Regions from separate parts of the Homo sapiens genome. Here region 2 is linked to region 1. The links are chromatin contacts, found by Hi-C or POLR2A ChIA-PET in ENCODE. All regions are on one chromosome and are shown on one strand. The core of a region is the stretch at or near the end of the contact, and the rest is flanking DNA. Distances in the headings are between cores, read along the strand shown. Region 1 holds the start of CREBBP (CREB binding lysine acetyltransferase). Region 2 has its middle 17 kb from the start of GLIS2.

Region 1 (7,752 bases), core at 1,934-4,433:
GTAGCTGGAATTACAGGTGCATGTCACCATGCCTGGCTATGTTTTTGTATTTTGAGTACAGATGGGGTTTCCCCATGTTGGCCAGGCTGGTCTTGAACTCCTGACCTGAAGTTGATCCACCAGCCTCCGCCTCCCAAAGTGCTGGGATTACAGGCATGAGCCATGGCGCCCAGCAGCCCCTTGTTTAATGTGCTTGATAATGAGCCCTTCCTTGGTCCCCCATACTAACAGACCCTTTCACAATAGTGTGATGGTGATGAATGTGTAACACATGACCCAACTTAAGTATGATGTTGACTTTCTACTTTGGATTAAATCGGAGCCATTTAAAGCTGACTTTTGGTCCCACGAAAGAGCCCCTGTGCCTTACAAGGATCAAAATTGTAAAGGAAGGGGGAAAAGGTGGTTAAGTGTGGAAAATCCTTTCTGATCAACTTATTAAGCATCTGATCATCCAATAATGGACACTACTATGGAAAAAGCTAACCTTTGGGCTCCATCTTGGAAACAGCTGGATGTACATATAAGGACATGCCTTTTTGTTAAGTCTTGTGTTACTAATTGTCCCCCTTTTTAAGACAAAATCTACAACAAATTCATTCAACAACAGCAAAGCTACAAAGCCATCCAGGTTACCAGTTTCAGAAGACAAGCTTCAAAGCTGAACTCGCCACGTATGACCTACGTCTCACAGAACTGAAGACTACTCAAACACAGCAAGATTAATGAAGCAACGGAGATCTGTTTTGCAGTACAACGGCATTTAAACTACTGTTTCCAAATTTCTCACTTCAATAAGTTCATTTTATAAGATTAACGTCAAACTCAACTTTTATCAGCTAAAAAGAAAAGCATTAGTGATTTTTATATACCATGAGCATCATTTACTCCTCCCCACTGTTTAACAAATTTTAACTAGATAAGAATCTCCTTATGATTGATCTTTAAAAATCGCTTTTCACTTCTACATTAATATTAAACGTCGCTTATCATAACTTGATTCCAGGAATTGTATTCAAACTTAAGCCACAAAATTCAGGTTTTGTTTCAACAGCAATAGCAGTTTTTTTTAATATGCTAGTGGTCGGTCACAGAACTATTTCCACAAGTTGAACAGCTGTGTCTAGTGCAAATCTGAAGGCAGCGATGTAATTCAATTTGGACTCATTCATTAGAAACTGATTTTCAGATGCTACCACTGCAAGACTACTGGAGAAATGCAAGCTGCGCTGGAGATGGAATTGTTCGCAGCGGCACACAAGTTTTTGCGGCAAAGGAGAGAGCTCTAAAAGAGGAAATACAACTAGTTCATGTTACCATGAACCAGCGCAGTGGGACCCAGAATTACTGAATTAATAGAAAACTAAATACTTCTCTTAAGCAGCTATGATAACTTAAGAAAGTTTCCAGGGAAGCCGTTTAATGAAAGGAAACAAACAAAAAGATGATTTATTCAGTATCCTGCTCCATTTTTTTGAAAAATTGGAATTCCTACATTCCTTAATTCTTTGTACATCTACACTGTGAAAGCAACACAAACTCAAATGGAGATTGCAGCCCAAATGAACTTAAACCTGCTGTTTAACTTTCTTTTGAAGTTATACATGGAAATGAAACACACCACAGCAACTTTCATGACATCTTGCTAACGAAGTTTGGGTTTTGAAAAATGGAATGACTAGTTGACTAAAAACACACACGCGCGCACACACACACACACACACACACACACAAAACAAGGAGTTTTGAAAATAAGCACTAAGCATCTTTCCAAGGAACTCACTCATTCCAAGAAACTTCGGTTCTAACTCGCAAGCTGGCGGCTGCTGTGAGTGTCCTCTGAATGCAGCCTGGTCAATGTGTCGCCAATCCAGAAAACACACTGCCCTACCTTTGGCCGCGATCTTGCTTTCTCTAAGCATCAAAGGTACCCTCCGCTGTCATTCCTCTGGACGGCCACGCGTGTGGACACGGCCGCGGATGGATGCGTAGGACATTACCAAACAAACCCACACGCTGCACTTTACTTCTTCCCTCCTGGAGTGCCACTAGGGTCCCCGCGAGGAGGGCTGATCGGGTGCGGGGAGGCCGAGTGCACCGGGCGTGTGCTGACCAACTCGGGCCCAGTGACAGTCCTGCGACGAACTTCCACCCTCCCGCGCGGGGCGAGGGGAACGGGCTGCGGGGCCTGCTCCGAGCTCCCGGCTCGATCGGTATCCGCGACCACGACCCCCGGACGCTCTCTTTCAGGTGGGGGTGACAGCGCGCCCCGGGCCCCCGCCGCCCCGGACCCCCTCCTCACCTGTGCTGTCATTCGCCGAGAAACCGGGCGAGCTGAGTTTGGCTCTTTTGGGGTTGGGCGGTCCGTCCAGCAAGTTCTCAGCCATTTTCACCTGCTCGCGAAAACAGCCCCGGGCACGGGCGGCCGGGCCGGCGAGGGCCCGGACGGGGGTCGGGGGCCCTGCCGGCTGCGAGGGAGAGGAGCGAGCGCGGGCCGCGAGCGGGCGGGCGGGCGCCGAGGGAGAGGGAGGGCGCAGGCCGGGTGGGGGAGGCGGCGGCCAAATCTCAGCCACAGCAACAGCGCCCCGCAGCGCTCACCGCCCGCCCCCGGCCGCCGCCGCCGCCGCCGGCCGCGGCCCCCTCATCCCCTGCCCGCCTCCCGAGCGCGACACTCCGCGGTGGGGGCGCCCCGGCGGCCCGGCCGCCCCCCCGGGCCCGGCTGGCAGCGACGGCGCCCGGCCGGGCGGCTCAGGCAGTCCCCGAGAACATGGTGCCGCCGCCGCCGCCGCCTCGCTCCCCCCCCGCGCCCCACTTAATGAATTCGCTCGCGGCCCGACGACGAGGGGGCTCCGGGCTCCGCTCCCGGCCCGCGGCCCGCCGCCGCCGCCGCCGTGAGGAAAAACAATGCGCCGAGCGGGGTCGCCGCCGCCGCCGCGGCCCCCCCACCCCCCGTTCCGCCGCCGCCGCCGCCGCTGCCGCCGCCGCCGCCGCCGGGCTCCGGGAGGCCGAGCCGAGAGGCGAGCGGGGCCGCCGGGGCGGGCGCCGAGGGCCGGGCGGAGCGGGCCGGCCGGGCGGAGCGGGGTGCGCGGGCGGTTGTGGGGCCCGGGACCGGCGGGGCCGAGTAGATCGCGCTCGAAGCCCCGGTCGGGTCCGCGACAAGATGGCGGCTGTTGATTCCTCAATTAAAAAAAAAAGAAAGTTTTTTTTCTTCTCTTTCCAGAGCCTGAACGGGGAGGGGGTGGGGGCGGGGCACGCCGGTGCGTCACCCCCCCGCGGCGTCACCACGCACGGCCCCCGCCCCGCCCCCTCCACCTGCGCCGGCCGTGGCGGAAAGAGCCGAGCGTGCTCGGGCCGAAGGGCTGAAGGCGCGGCCGCCAAGCGTAGGGAAGCTGGCGGCCCGGCGCGGGCCAGGCCTGCGGGGCGCCTGGGCTCCGGGCTGAGCCACAGCTTTTGTTCTGATGGCGACCAGGCGTAGAGGGCCGGGGCTCCGGGCCCCAGCGGGCTCCGGGAGCGGCGGCCTGGCCGCGGGCTGGGCTCTCGGGCGCGGATTCGACGCCAGCCCGGGCCCGCCCGTCCCGCTGGGGCGGCGCTGCGTGTTCCCAGCTCCTCGCGTCCCCTTCCCCAGACCCTCCTAGGTGGCGTCGGTCGGGAACGGTCGGGGCGACCCCAGCCCAGGCCGCGCCACTAGCCTTCGCCGCCGGCCAGGGAAGTGGAATGGCCTCTGCAGGTTACAGACCGCCCTTGGGTCCTGCCGACGAGGTGGGCGGATGGGGAAACTGAGGCGGGGGGCGAGCAACTGCTCCAAAGTGGTCGAGGCAGGAAGTGGCAGGGCCGGGATTCGGGTCCCGCCCTACCTCGTGACACTAGGGAGTGAGGGGGCCTCACGCCTGTTCGCATCCCAAGGCGGCAGGGCAGACACCCTCACCTGTGAGAGCGGGGTGGCGAGGGCCGGCCTGGGCGGAGAAGGGCCCGCGCATCGGGGCTTAAGCCTGGACGCTCAGGCCGCACTCCCCGCCCCAGGCAACTTGCCTGGCGCCTCGCAGGTGCCCCAGACAGGGGTGCGGGCCTGGGGAGTCCCCCACGCGAGACCACAGCCCGCGGGACACTTCTACGAATACCCGAGGTGTTCCCATCCCAGTTAGTTATCTGCCCCTCCAAACTTGCCCGGCTTCCTCATAAAGGTATCAGCAGCTCCACTGTTTCCTAAGCCAGAAACCCGTGAGTCAGCGCGGACTCCTCCCTCTCACCCGCCACGCGCCCCTCTACCCACGGTCTTTACCTGGGAGACTGCTCCTCCCGCACTGTCCCGGTGGCTATGGTGGCAGCTACTCACTTAAGTGTTCTTTGCTCTCCACGTTGCTCCCCACGCAGCACCAGAGTTAACATCCCGAAAAGAGAGGGAGAAAATCTGTTTAAAACAACTCCCTGGCCAGGCGCGGTGGCAGATCACCTGAGGTCAGGAGTTCAAGACCAGCCTGGCCAACATGGTGAAACCCCATCTCTACCAAAAATACAAACATTAGCTGGGCGTGGCGGCGTGCGCCTGTAATCCCAGCTACTCGGGAGGCTGAGATGCGAGAATCACTTGAACTGGGGAGGCCAGTAAGCCGGGATCTCGCCATTGCACTCCATCCTGGGCGACAAGAGTGAAACTCCGTCTCAAAAACAAAACAAAACAAAACAAAATCCCAGACATAGAAAAAGAAAACACTACATAGTCTTTCTTTAAAAAAGAACACGTATGAATTCTCTTAAAAACATAGGTGTATGTACATATGGTGACTGTCCTTGAGTGTCAAGATTGAGTGATCGTTCTGCTTTTCTCTGTTTACCTGTACTGCTCAAAATCTTGGGCCGTGATACCGCTCTTGAATCTGTCTCTTCTACTTTACATGGCTCACTTCACCATCATCATCCTACACCCACTTGGCCAGTAGGCAGTTCACATCATTCAGGCTTTTTTTTTTTTTTTTTCAAATGCTGGTCCCTGTGCTGAGAAGACATGCCTGGCAAATTCTAACTCATCCTCCAGAACCCAGTTCAAATGTCACCTACTCCAGGAAGCCCTCCTAGCCCACTCCTCGGCTCCCATATCACTTCTGGGCTCTGTGAGAGAACACATAACACATCCTGCCCCATCTTCCCCGCCTCCACTGCCCCCGAATTAGTTCATGTTTTTACTTATGCATCAAATAGCTCTTGAGAATCCCAAGGGCATTGAGACTGTGCTAATCCCCTTGGCCAAACATAAAGAGATCCCCATATATTCAAGGAGTTAAAATAGCACACCCTGGAAGCCATAAATGGAAGTATTCAAGAAGTCAGTTTGCACAGGAATGGCAAGAAGTGTATCAGTGGCACAGGGCAGGCCACACCCTGTATCTGAATGCTCTGGGTGTCCGTCTCACCAAGGGTCTGTGAGCTCCTTCGGGGCAAAGATGGTGTCTTAGTCACAGAAACAGTGCTCTGCAAGAAGAAGTAGGTTTGTAAAACTGAATGAGTGATGAGCTGTGTCAGGTGCTCTGAGTCCTAGAGGCCTTCAGGCCACTGAAAAGGGTGGGCCCCAGCCTGAGGTGGCTCCAGGCCACTCTTCAAACGGGACAAGGTGTCCAGCCACCTAGAGGTCTTAGGGCCTGCCTTGGGGCAGTGGAGACACCATGCAGCCCCCCAGGGGTCCATTGGTGAGTGGTTTACACAGAAGTGGGCACAGGAGCTTGAGCCATTCCCTGACAGGTTTCCATTTTACAGAGGAAAGCAAGGGAACTCAGTCGCAAGGACTCAGAAGTAAATAACCCGGACATGGCAAGTCTGGGCCTGGAACCCATGTCCTCACTCTCCAAAGACCCTAGTCTTCCTGTCTCACCATGTTCCACCCTCAAAATATACCGGCTCTGCAGTCCCTTTTTCTGTCTCATTGTTCTCACCTGTATCATTTTGATCAATTCTGGTATTCACTGATACCTGTTTTTTCTTTCCTTTCGATTTCTTCTCCCTTCAGTCTGACTCAAAGAACCCTGAGCTCAGACACTGATGGGGGAATAGCAAGGAGGGAAGCGTGGCTCCTGCCTGCACTCACTTAGCTGGGGATCACCTTCAACAAGTGAGTGCCTTAGGGATACCAGGCCGCTCTGCCATGCCTCCCATGGATAGCACTTCCTACAATCCTGGAAGGAAAAATTGTCCTCATTTCACAGATGAAGAAATAAGGCACAAAGGAGGACAAGCCACCCAGCCACGAAGGGGCTTCACTCCGGTGCACACCTAAGGCTTCCTGCTCTTTCCACAAACCTCACCCTCTCCAGTCTCAGATACCACATTAAAAAACAATCAAAGGACTGGGCATGATGGCTCATGCCTGTAATCCCGGCACTTTAGGAGGCCGAGGTGGAAGGATCTCTAGAGCCCAGGAGTTTGAGACCAGCCTGGGCAACAGTGAGACCCTCATCTCTACAACAAAATGTTAAAAAGTGAACTGGGCGTGGTGGCATGCACCTGTAGTCCCAGCTGCCTGGGAGACCAAGGCAATAGGATCACTGGAGCTCAGGAGGTTGAGGCTGCAGTGAGCTATGATCAAACCACTGCACTCCAGTCTGGGCAACAGTGAGATACTGTCTAAAAAAAAAGAAAAGAAAAGAAAAGAAAGAGAAAGAAATGGAATTGGAATTGTTGGCTGGATGCGGCGGCTCACGCCTGTAATCCTAGCACTTTGGGAGGCTAAGGTGAGTGGATCACTTGAGGTCAGGAGTTCGAGACCAGCCTGGCCAATAAGGTGAAACCCTATCTCTACTAAAAGTACAAATAAATGGCTGGGCATGGTGGGGGGGCACCTGTAATCCCAGCTACTTGGGAGGCTGAGGCAGAATTGCTTGAACCCGGGAGGCGGAGGTTGCAGTGAGCCAAGATCGCACTCCAGCCTGGGCAACAAGAATGAAACTTCGTCTCACAAAAAAAAAAAAAAAAAAAAAAAGAAATGGAATTGTTGCAATTTGATATTGATTGTCCCTTTCTAGGCTTAAATAGATTAAAAGATAGCATCAGGTTTGGACTTTGCCTTCAAGCGATGCAGAACAGCATTGGGGAGAAAAACACAAACAGGACACACATTGAAAAGATAAGCAGAGAATCCAAGTCAGAATAGCACAAAATCATAATAACTGATCCCCCAGGGGTGGGAGTCCCGGGGTTGGGGGGCAGAGGCCTGGGGGAGTAGTCCCAGGAAGGCAGGATTCCAGCCAGTTCCTGGTGGACAGAAGGCAGAATGTGGTCTGGTGGTGTGGAGGGATCCAGACAGAGCTAGGTTCAAGTCCCAAACCTACTGCTTTTTCTTAGCTGTTTTGAAAACAAATACCTCGGCCAGGTGTGGTGGCTCACACCTGTAATCCCAGCACTTTAGGAGGCCAAGGCGGGCAGATCACCTGAGGTTGGGAGTTCGAGACCTGCCTGACCAACATGGAGAAACTCCATCTCTACTAAAAATACAAAATTAGCCGGCCTTGGAGGTGCATGCCTGTAATCCCAGCTACTCGGGAGGCTGAGGCAGGATAATTGCCTGAACCCAGGAGGCGGAGGTTGTGGTGAGCCAAGATTGCACCATTGCACTCTAGCCTCGGTAACAGGAGCAAAACTCCATCTCAAAAAAACAAAAAAAGAAAAAAAAAAACAAATACCTCCTCACCTGCTGAGACAGTTGAGGTGCGGTGGAGATGAGATGGAGGGTGCACAGGGTCCCTGGCACACCAAGGCACCATATAG
Region 2 (7,752 bases), core at 2,845-5,344, 420 kb after region 1:
TCCTAGCTAGTTGGGAGACTGAGGCAGGAGAATCACTTGAACCCAGGAGGCAGAGGTTGCAGTGAGATGAGATTGTGCCATTGCACTTCAGCCTGGGGGACAGAGGGAGACTCTGTCTCAAAAATAGATAGATTAGATAGATAGATAGACAGACAGACAGACAGACAGATAAAGGCCGGGTGTGGTGGCTCATGCCGCCCTGTAATCCCAGCATTTTGGGAGGCTGAGGCGGGCCGATCACTTGAAGTCAGGAGTTTAAGACCAGCCTGGCCAACATGACGAAACTCCATCTCTACTAAAAACGAGCAAAAATAGCCGGGCGTGGTGGTCCACGCCTGTAATCCCAGCTACTCCAGAGGCTGAGGCACAAGTATCGCTTGAACTTGGGAGGCAGAGCTTGCAATGAGCAGAGATTTCACCATTGCACTCCAGCCTGAGCGACAGAGCGAGACTGTGTCTCAAAAATAAAAAGGAACAAGGTGCTGATCTATGCTACAATATAGACGAACCTTGAAACATTAAGTGAAAAGCCAATCACAAGAGACCACCACTTTATTTGAAATGCCCAGAATAGGGAAATCCATAGAGGCAGAAAACAGGCTGGTGCGTTGCCAGGGCCTGGGAGGAAAGAGGAATGGGGAGTGGCTGCTTCTTGAGTATAGGGTTTCTTTTTGGGATGGTGAAAATGTTCTGAAATTAGATGTTGATGATGGTTGCACGACTCTGAATACACTAAAAACCACTGATTGTACACTTCAAAGAGGTGAATTTTACGGTATGTGAATTATATCTTATTTTTATTTTTTAATCTTTTTTTGAGATGGAGTCTCACTCTGTCACCCAGGCTGGAGTACAGTGGTGCGATCTCAGCTCACTGCAACCTCCACCTCCCTGGTTCAAGCGATTCTCCTGGCTCAGCCTCCCGAGTAGCTGAAACTACAGGCACCCACCACCACACCCGGCTAATTTTTTTAGTAGAGATGGGGTCTGGGGTTTCACCGTGTTAGCCAGGATGGTCTCGATCTCCTCAACTCATGATCCGCCCGCCTTGGCCTCCCAAAGTGCTAGGATTACAGGCGTGAGCCACTGTGCCCGGCCAAATTTTTGTATTTTTAGTAGAGACGGGGTTCACCATGTTGGCCAGGTTGGTCTCGAACTCCTGACCTCAGGTGATCTGCCGGTCTCAGCCTCCCAAAGTGCCGGGATTACAAGCATGAGCCACTGCTCCCAGCTTGATTTTATTTTTTATTTTTATTATTATTAACTAATTTATTTATTTTAGACAGAGTCTCTCTCTGTCACCCAGGCTGGAGTGCAGTGGCGCGAACTTGGCTCACTGCAAGCTCTGCCTCCTGGGTTCACGCCATTCTCCTGCCTCAGCCTCTGGAGTAGCTGGGACTACAGGCGCCCGCCACCACACCTGGCTAATTTTTTGTATTTTTAGTAGAGATGGGGTTTCACTGTGTTAGCCAGGATGCTCTCGATCTCCTAACCTTGTGATTTGCCTGCCTCGGCCTCCCAAAGTGCTGGGATTACAGGCGTGAGCGACTGCGCCCGGCCTATTTTTATTTTTTGAGACAGAGTCTCACTCTTGTCACCCAGGCTGGAGTGCAATGGCGCAATTTCGGCTCACTGCAACCTCTGCCTCCCAGGTTTAAGCAGTTCTCCTGTCTCAGCCTCCCGAGTGGTTGGGATTACAGGCACGCACCACCATGCCAAGCTAATTTTTATATTTTTAGTAGAGATGGGGTTTCGTCATGTTGGCCAGGCTGGTCTCAAACTCCTGACCTCAGGTAATCCACCCACCTTGGCCTCCCAAAGTGCTGGGATTACAGGTGTGAGTCACCCTTCTGACCCACTCCCAGGTTCCAGGAACAAGAATACAGGTCCTCTAATGGACAAAGCTCATTCAGGGACCCTCCAATGTGAATCGACCAGACACAGTCCTCATGTGTCATGGGAGGGGGACAGGCAGCAGCTCCTGGAGCGGAAGGACGCCTGGCCCCTCCTCCGGCCCCAGATGCAGCTGCAGGTACAGGGAGGGCCTCCCAGGGCAGGCCAGAGCCTGCAGGCCCCCAGCTGCAGCCCCAGCTGGGACCAGGCTTCTAACCTCACCCCTTTCTTGCTCCTCCCGCCTCCACCATCTCTCCTGTGGAGCCCCCAAGACTCTGGAGGAGAAATCAAATACAAAACTCCTAGGAGAACAGAAAGGGGGCTGCTGCTGCTGCGTGCAGACACACTCATGCACACCCACGCACACACATGCAAACACACACATGCACACCATCCTTCGAGCCCACAGGCAGATCACAGAGAACCTAGATGTCAGGATGAGAAAGGAACTAGACGTGAGCTATCATCTGCCTCCTTGGGGCAAGGCCTGTGCCAAGGGATTTGCCAGGATTGTCTCATCCAATCCTGAAAAGAAGCTTGGAGATTTCAGAGATGAAGAAAATGAGCATCTGAGAGCTTAAGGGAGAGACTCAACCAAAGGGACACCTGGGGACGCTAAAGCCCATGAAGCTGAGCACAGGGCCTGGCAGCCAGCATGGTGGAGGCAGCTTAGCAGAGCTGGGGGGTCGCTCTTGTATTTATGTTTTTTTGTTTTGTTTTTGAGATAGGGCCTTGCTCTGTTGACCAGGCTGGAATGCAGTGGTGCGATCAAGGCTCACCGCAGCCTTAACCTCCTGGGCTCAAGCCATCTTCCCGTCTCAGTTTCCCAAGTAGCTGGGACCACAGGTACACACCACTATGCTCATCTAATTTAAAAAAAAATTTTTGAAAATACAAAAAAATTAGCCGGGCGTGTGGCAGGCACCTGTAGTCCCAGCTACTTGGGAGGCTGAGGCAGGAGAATGGCATGAACCTGGGAGGCAGAGCTTGCAGTGAGCCGAGATCACGCCACTGTGCTCCAGCCTGGGCGACACAGCAAGACTCCCATCTCAAAAAAAATTTTTTTTTGTAGAGACAGGGTCTTGCTATGTTGCCCACGCTGGTCTCCAACTCCCAGGATCAATCGATCCTTCCACCTCAGCCTCCCAAAGTGCTGGGATTCCAGGCGTGAGCCACCACGCCTGGCCGGTGTGGTTCTTTTAAGGGACAGCCCCCCTCATTTCCATTTGCTCCATGGGGCTACAGGGGTATTGCCCTGTGCTGGGCAGGCTCCTGACCCAGGCCTGTCCCATCAGGAGTACGGTGATCGCTACAGGGCTGGGTTGGGACCCAGCTCCAGCCAAAGAGAGGCAAACCTAGGATTCTGCTGGAACCCGTGGTAGACACAAGCTGGAGGTTCACAGGTCTGTGACATCAGGGCCTCCTCTCAGGAAGCGCTGGCCCAAGAGCAAAGCGAAAACGGAGGAAACCTGGCTGGGAGATGCAAGCCAGTGTTCCTGTGAGCACTGGACCCAGCTAGACCCTCGGCCTCTGCAGTTACACGAGCTGTCAAGGAACTGGTCTTTATTTCATTTATTTACTTATTTATTTATTTTTTAATTTGTTTTTGAGATGGGGGGGTCTTGCTCTGTCACCCAGGCTGGAGTGCAGTGGTGCAATCTTGGCTCACTATAGCCTCCACCTCCTGGGCTCAAGCAATCCTGCCTCAGGAGTAGCTGGGACTACAGGCCCGCACCACCACACCTGGCTAATTTTTCTATTTTTTTGTAGAGATGGGGTCTCACTATGTTGCCCAGGCTGGTCTCAAACTTCTAGGTTCAAGTGATCCTCCCACCTCAGCTTCCAAAAGTGCTGGGATTACAGGCATGAGCCGTTGTGCCTGGCCCAGAAACTGGTCTTTGAATCCAGGTCTGAACGCTGAAGCTCATGCTCTCTTCCTTGCGCCCCAGCTGTCCGCATAGAGGCTCTGATAGATCAGGGGCTCAGGCAAGTCTGGGGAGGGGGCCTCACCTCCCTCCCAGCCCCTGGAGGGAGTGTTGGACCCTCTCACCCCCCTCAAAGCAGTTCCATTGCTCCCTTTGACCTTCAAAGTTGGCATCTGCTTGCAGGAATCTGTCTCTCTCCTCCTGGAATTCAGCCTCCAGATGTCAGATCCGAGGCGGTGGCGGCAGCATATGGCTCCCCTCAGAGTGAATCAGCCACATTCCAAAGGTGCACACACAGACGCCACACCCTCAGCAGCCTGGCTGCAGACTTCCTCCCAGCCCCAGCACCCGGCACCCGCCCCAGCCCCCACCTCTTCCCAGCCAGACCCGACTTCGGGCTTCCTTTCCAGAGACTTTCTCCTGGAACTGGAACAGAGAGAAAGCCACTAGGGCTGGAGACACCCTGAGCAGCCCTGCTCTGCTCACTCGCTCCCAACCGCTCACAGCTGTTATCAATATATCTATGGTGCATCCACTCAACAGGTGTGCACTGAGCACCTATGATGTGGCAGACAAGATACAGACAAGCCCCGAACCTCACGGAACTCAGCTGGGCAAGAGCCCAACAAAATCAGGTCCAGAGGCAGAAAAGAATTCCAAGTGTGGGAAGAGCTATAAAAGGAAGAAACAGGCCTGGCGCGGTGGCTCACGCCTGTAATCCCAGCACTTTGGGAGGCTAAGGCTGGCAGATCATGAGGTCAGGAGATGGAGACCACCCTGGCCAACATGGTGAAACCCCGTCTCTATTAAAAATACAAAAATTAGCTGGGTGTGGTGGTATGTGCCTGTAATCCCAGCAACTCGGGAGGCTGAGGCAGGAGAATCGCTTGAACCCAAGAGGCAGAGATTGCAGTGAGCCGAGATCACGCCATTGCACTCCAGCCTGGCGACAGAACAAGACTTCATTTCAAAAAAAAAAAAGGAAGAAACAAGGGCTCAGACACGTGACAAAGTGACAGAGGGAGGGTTATGGGGTGGGGGAGGCTTATCTTGGGGTAACTTGTAAGCTGAGGTCTGAAGGATGAATAGAAACGTCCTCTATCGGCTGGTCATGGGATTGCACACCTGTAACCCGGGAGCTCCGGGAGGCCCAGGCAGGAGGACTGCTTGAGTCCAGGAGTTCAAGACCAGCCTGGGCAATATAGCAAGATCCCATCTCTACTAAATTAAAAAAAAAATTTTTTTTAAAGAAACCTCTTCTATCCCGTCACTTCTGTAATCACTTCACGAGAATTACAGAAATATAACCCAAAAATATTTTCCCCAGTCACTCAGGAAGTTATTGGGTCCTCTTCTCCTGCCCCTCTTTTTTTTTTTTTTTTTTATCACTGAAGCAGGGAATCTGGCTAATTTTTTTAATAAGACCTTTGGTGAGGCCGGGTGCAGTGGCTCACACCTGTAATCCCAGCACTTTGGGAGGCCGAGGTGGGCGCATCACGAGGTCAGGAGATCGAGACCATCCTGGCTAACACGGTGAAACCCCGTCTCTACTAAAAATACAAAAAATTAGCCAGACATTGTGGCAGGCACCTGTAGTCCCAGCGACTCGGGAGGCTGAGGCTGAGGCAGGAGAATGTCCACCAACCTGGGAGGTGGAGCTTGTAGTGAGCCGAGATTGTGCCACTGCACTCCAGCCTGGGCGACAGAGCAAGATACCGTCTCAAAAAAAAAAAAAAAAAAAGAAAAAAAAAGACCTTTATTGAGATATAATCCATATAATTCACCACTTTACAATTACACCACAGTAGATGATTCAGTTGTTTTTAAATATCCACAGATCTGTGCATCTATAACTGCAATTTTGGAATATTTTCTTTTTCTTTTTTTTTCAAGACGGAGTCTCACTCTGTCACCCAGGCTGGAGTGCAGTGGCATGATCTCGGCTCACTGCAACCTCTGTCTCCCGGGTTCAAGCGATTCTCCCGCCTCAGCCTCCCAAGTAGCTGGGACTATAGGTGAGCACCACCGGGCCCAGCTAGATTTTTTTGTATTTTTAGTAGAGACGGAGTTTCATCACGTTGGCCAGGCTGGTCTCGAACCCCTAACCTCAAGTGATCCACGTGCCTTGGCCTCCTAAAAGTGCTTGGATTACAGGCATGAGCCACTGCAACTGACCAATTTTGGAATATTTTCATTAACCCAAAAAGAAACTCCACTTAGCAGTCACTCCCCGATGCTCACCACCACCCCAGGCCCCAGGCAACCCCTAAGCTACCCTATCTTTTTATTTATTTATTTTTAGAGACAGAGTCTCACTGTGTTGCCCAGGCTGGAGTTCAGTGGTTTGATCATAGCTCACTGTAGCCTCTACCTCTCAGGGTCAAGCAGTCCTCTCCTCTCAGTCTCCCGTGGAGCTGGGACTACAGGTGGGCGCCACCACACTCAGCTAACTTTATTTTTTTTTAGAGATAGGGGTCTCACTCTGTTGCCCAGGCTGGTCTTGAACTGCTGGTCTTGAACTCCTGGTCTCAAGTGATCCTCCTGCCCCAGCTTTCCAAACTGCTCATGCCTGTAGACGTAAGCCACTGCCCCTGGCCCTTAATCTACTTCCAGTCTCTATGGATTTGCCTATTCTGGAAATTTCATATGAACAGAAACACACAACATGCGTCCTGTGTGTCTGGCTTGTCACTGGGCATAATGCTTTCAAGGGTCATCCATGTTGTAGTATGTATTGGTGCTTCGTTTTTTTGTTTTGTTTTGTTTTGTTTTGAGACGGAGTCTCACTCTATCTCCCAGGCTGGAGTGCAGTGGAACGATCTCGGCTCATTGCAACCTCCGCATCCCAGGTTCAAGCAATTCTCCTGCCTTAGCCTCCCAAGTAGCTGGGTCTGCAGGCATGTGCCAACATGCCTGGCTAATTTTTTTAGAGACAGGGTTTCACCGTGTTAGCCAGGATGGTCTCGATCTTCTGACCTCGTGATCCACTGGCCTCGGCCTCCCAAAGTGCTGGGACTACAGGCGTGAGCCACTGCGCCCAGCTGCTTCGTTCCTTTTTATGGCTGAATCATATTCCACTGTTTGGAGAGACCACAGTTGATTTATCCATTCATCAGGTGAGGGACACATGGTTGCTTTCACTTTTTGGCTCTTATGAATAACACTGCTCTGAACATTCCCATGCAAATTTTTGTGCAGATATGTTCCCATTCCTCTTAGATATACACGATATATACCTAGGAGGGGCACTGCTGCGTCATATGGTCACTCCATGTTTAACATTTTTTTTTTTTTTTTGAGATGGAGTCTCACTCTGTCACCCTGGCTGGAGTGCAGTGGCCTGATTTCAGCTCACTGCAACCTCCACCTCCCAGATTCAAAGGATTCTCCTGCCTTAGTCTCCTGAGTAGCTGGGACTACAGGTGCCTGCTACCACACCCAGCTAATTTTTTTTTTTTTTTTTTTTACATCAAGACAGGGTTTCGCCATGTTGTCCAGGCTGGTCTCCAACTCCTGACCTCAAGTGATCTGCCTGCCTCAGCTTCCTAAAGTGCTGGGATTACAGGCCTGAGCCACTGTACCCGGCCTCCATGTTTAACCTTTCAAGGAACCAGACTGTTTGAAAGGGGCTGCAGACTCCCAGCAGCACCACACTCTGCCCAGATTCACTGAGACCCCTTCGCATGACCCCCAGTTCACACTACTCAGAGAAGCACCTTAAAATTAGCTGGCCTAAAGGCCAGGCGTGATGGCTCATGCCTGTAATCCCAGCAGTTTGGGAGGCCGAGGCAGGTGGATCATGAGGTCAGGAGAGTGAGACCATCCTGGCTAACACGGTGAAACCCTGTCTCTACTAAAAAAATACAAAAAAATTAGCCGGGCGTGGTGGCAGGCACCTGTAGTCCAGCTACTCCGGAGGCTGAGGCAGGAGAAT

Evidence for each region. Hi-C counts contacts between places; a loop is a spot of excess contacts on that map. ChIA-PET counts read pairs that join two places held with the same protein, here RNA polymerase II (POLR2A). Pooled maps may share reads with other maps.
Region 2: a loop to region 1 is called in a map of astrocyte of the cerebellum, with 5 times the contacts of the local background. The contact joins the enhancer-like site here to the promoter of CREBBP in region 1. A Hi-C loop is called at or near these places in 1 of 168 maps with a recorded cell type or tissue (astrocyte of the cerebellum), 2 of 37 single-sample maps with no recorded cell type and 9 of 50 pooled maps. POLR2A ChIA-PET finds 5 or more read pairs at or near these places in 1 of 52 experiments (IMR-90).

What each region holds. Positions count from the first base shown.
Region 1 is chr16:3,877,530-3,885,281 of GRCh38, forward strand. CREBBP (CREB binding lysine acetyltransferase) reads right to left here and starts at 3,184. Exons shown (of 31, transcript NM_004380.3): 1 at 2,303-3,184. The coding sequence starts at 2,387. RefSeq lists silencers at 2,173-2,222, 2,303-2,352, 2,393-2,702, 3,040-3,089, 3,110-3,659 and an enhancer at 2,863-3,439.
Region 2 is chr16:4,295,162-4,302,913 of GRCh38, forward strand. No RefSeq gene overlaps it. Among named protein-coding and RNA genes, the nearest start is that of GLIS2, 17 kb to the right of the region's middle. RefSeq lists an enhancer at 1,574-2,447 and a silencer at 3,947-4,241. Within about 2 kb of position 4,095, at least 24 of the 41 ENCODE cell types and tissues checked have a DNase peak (open chromatin) inside an H3K27ac peak, as active enhancers do.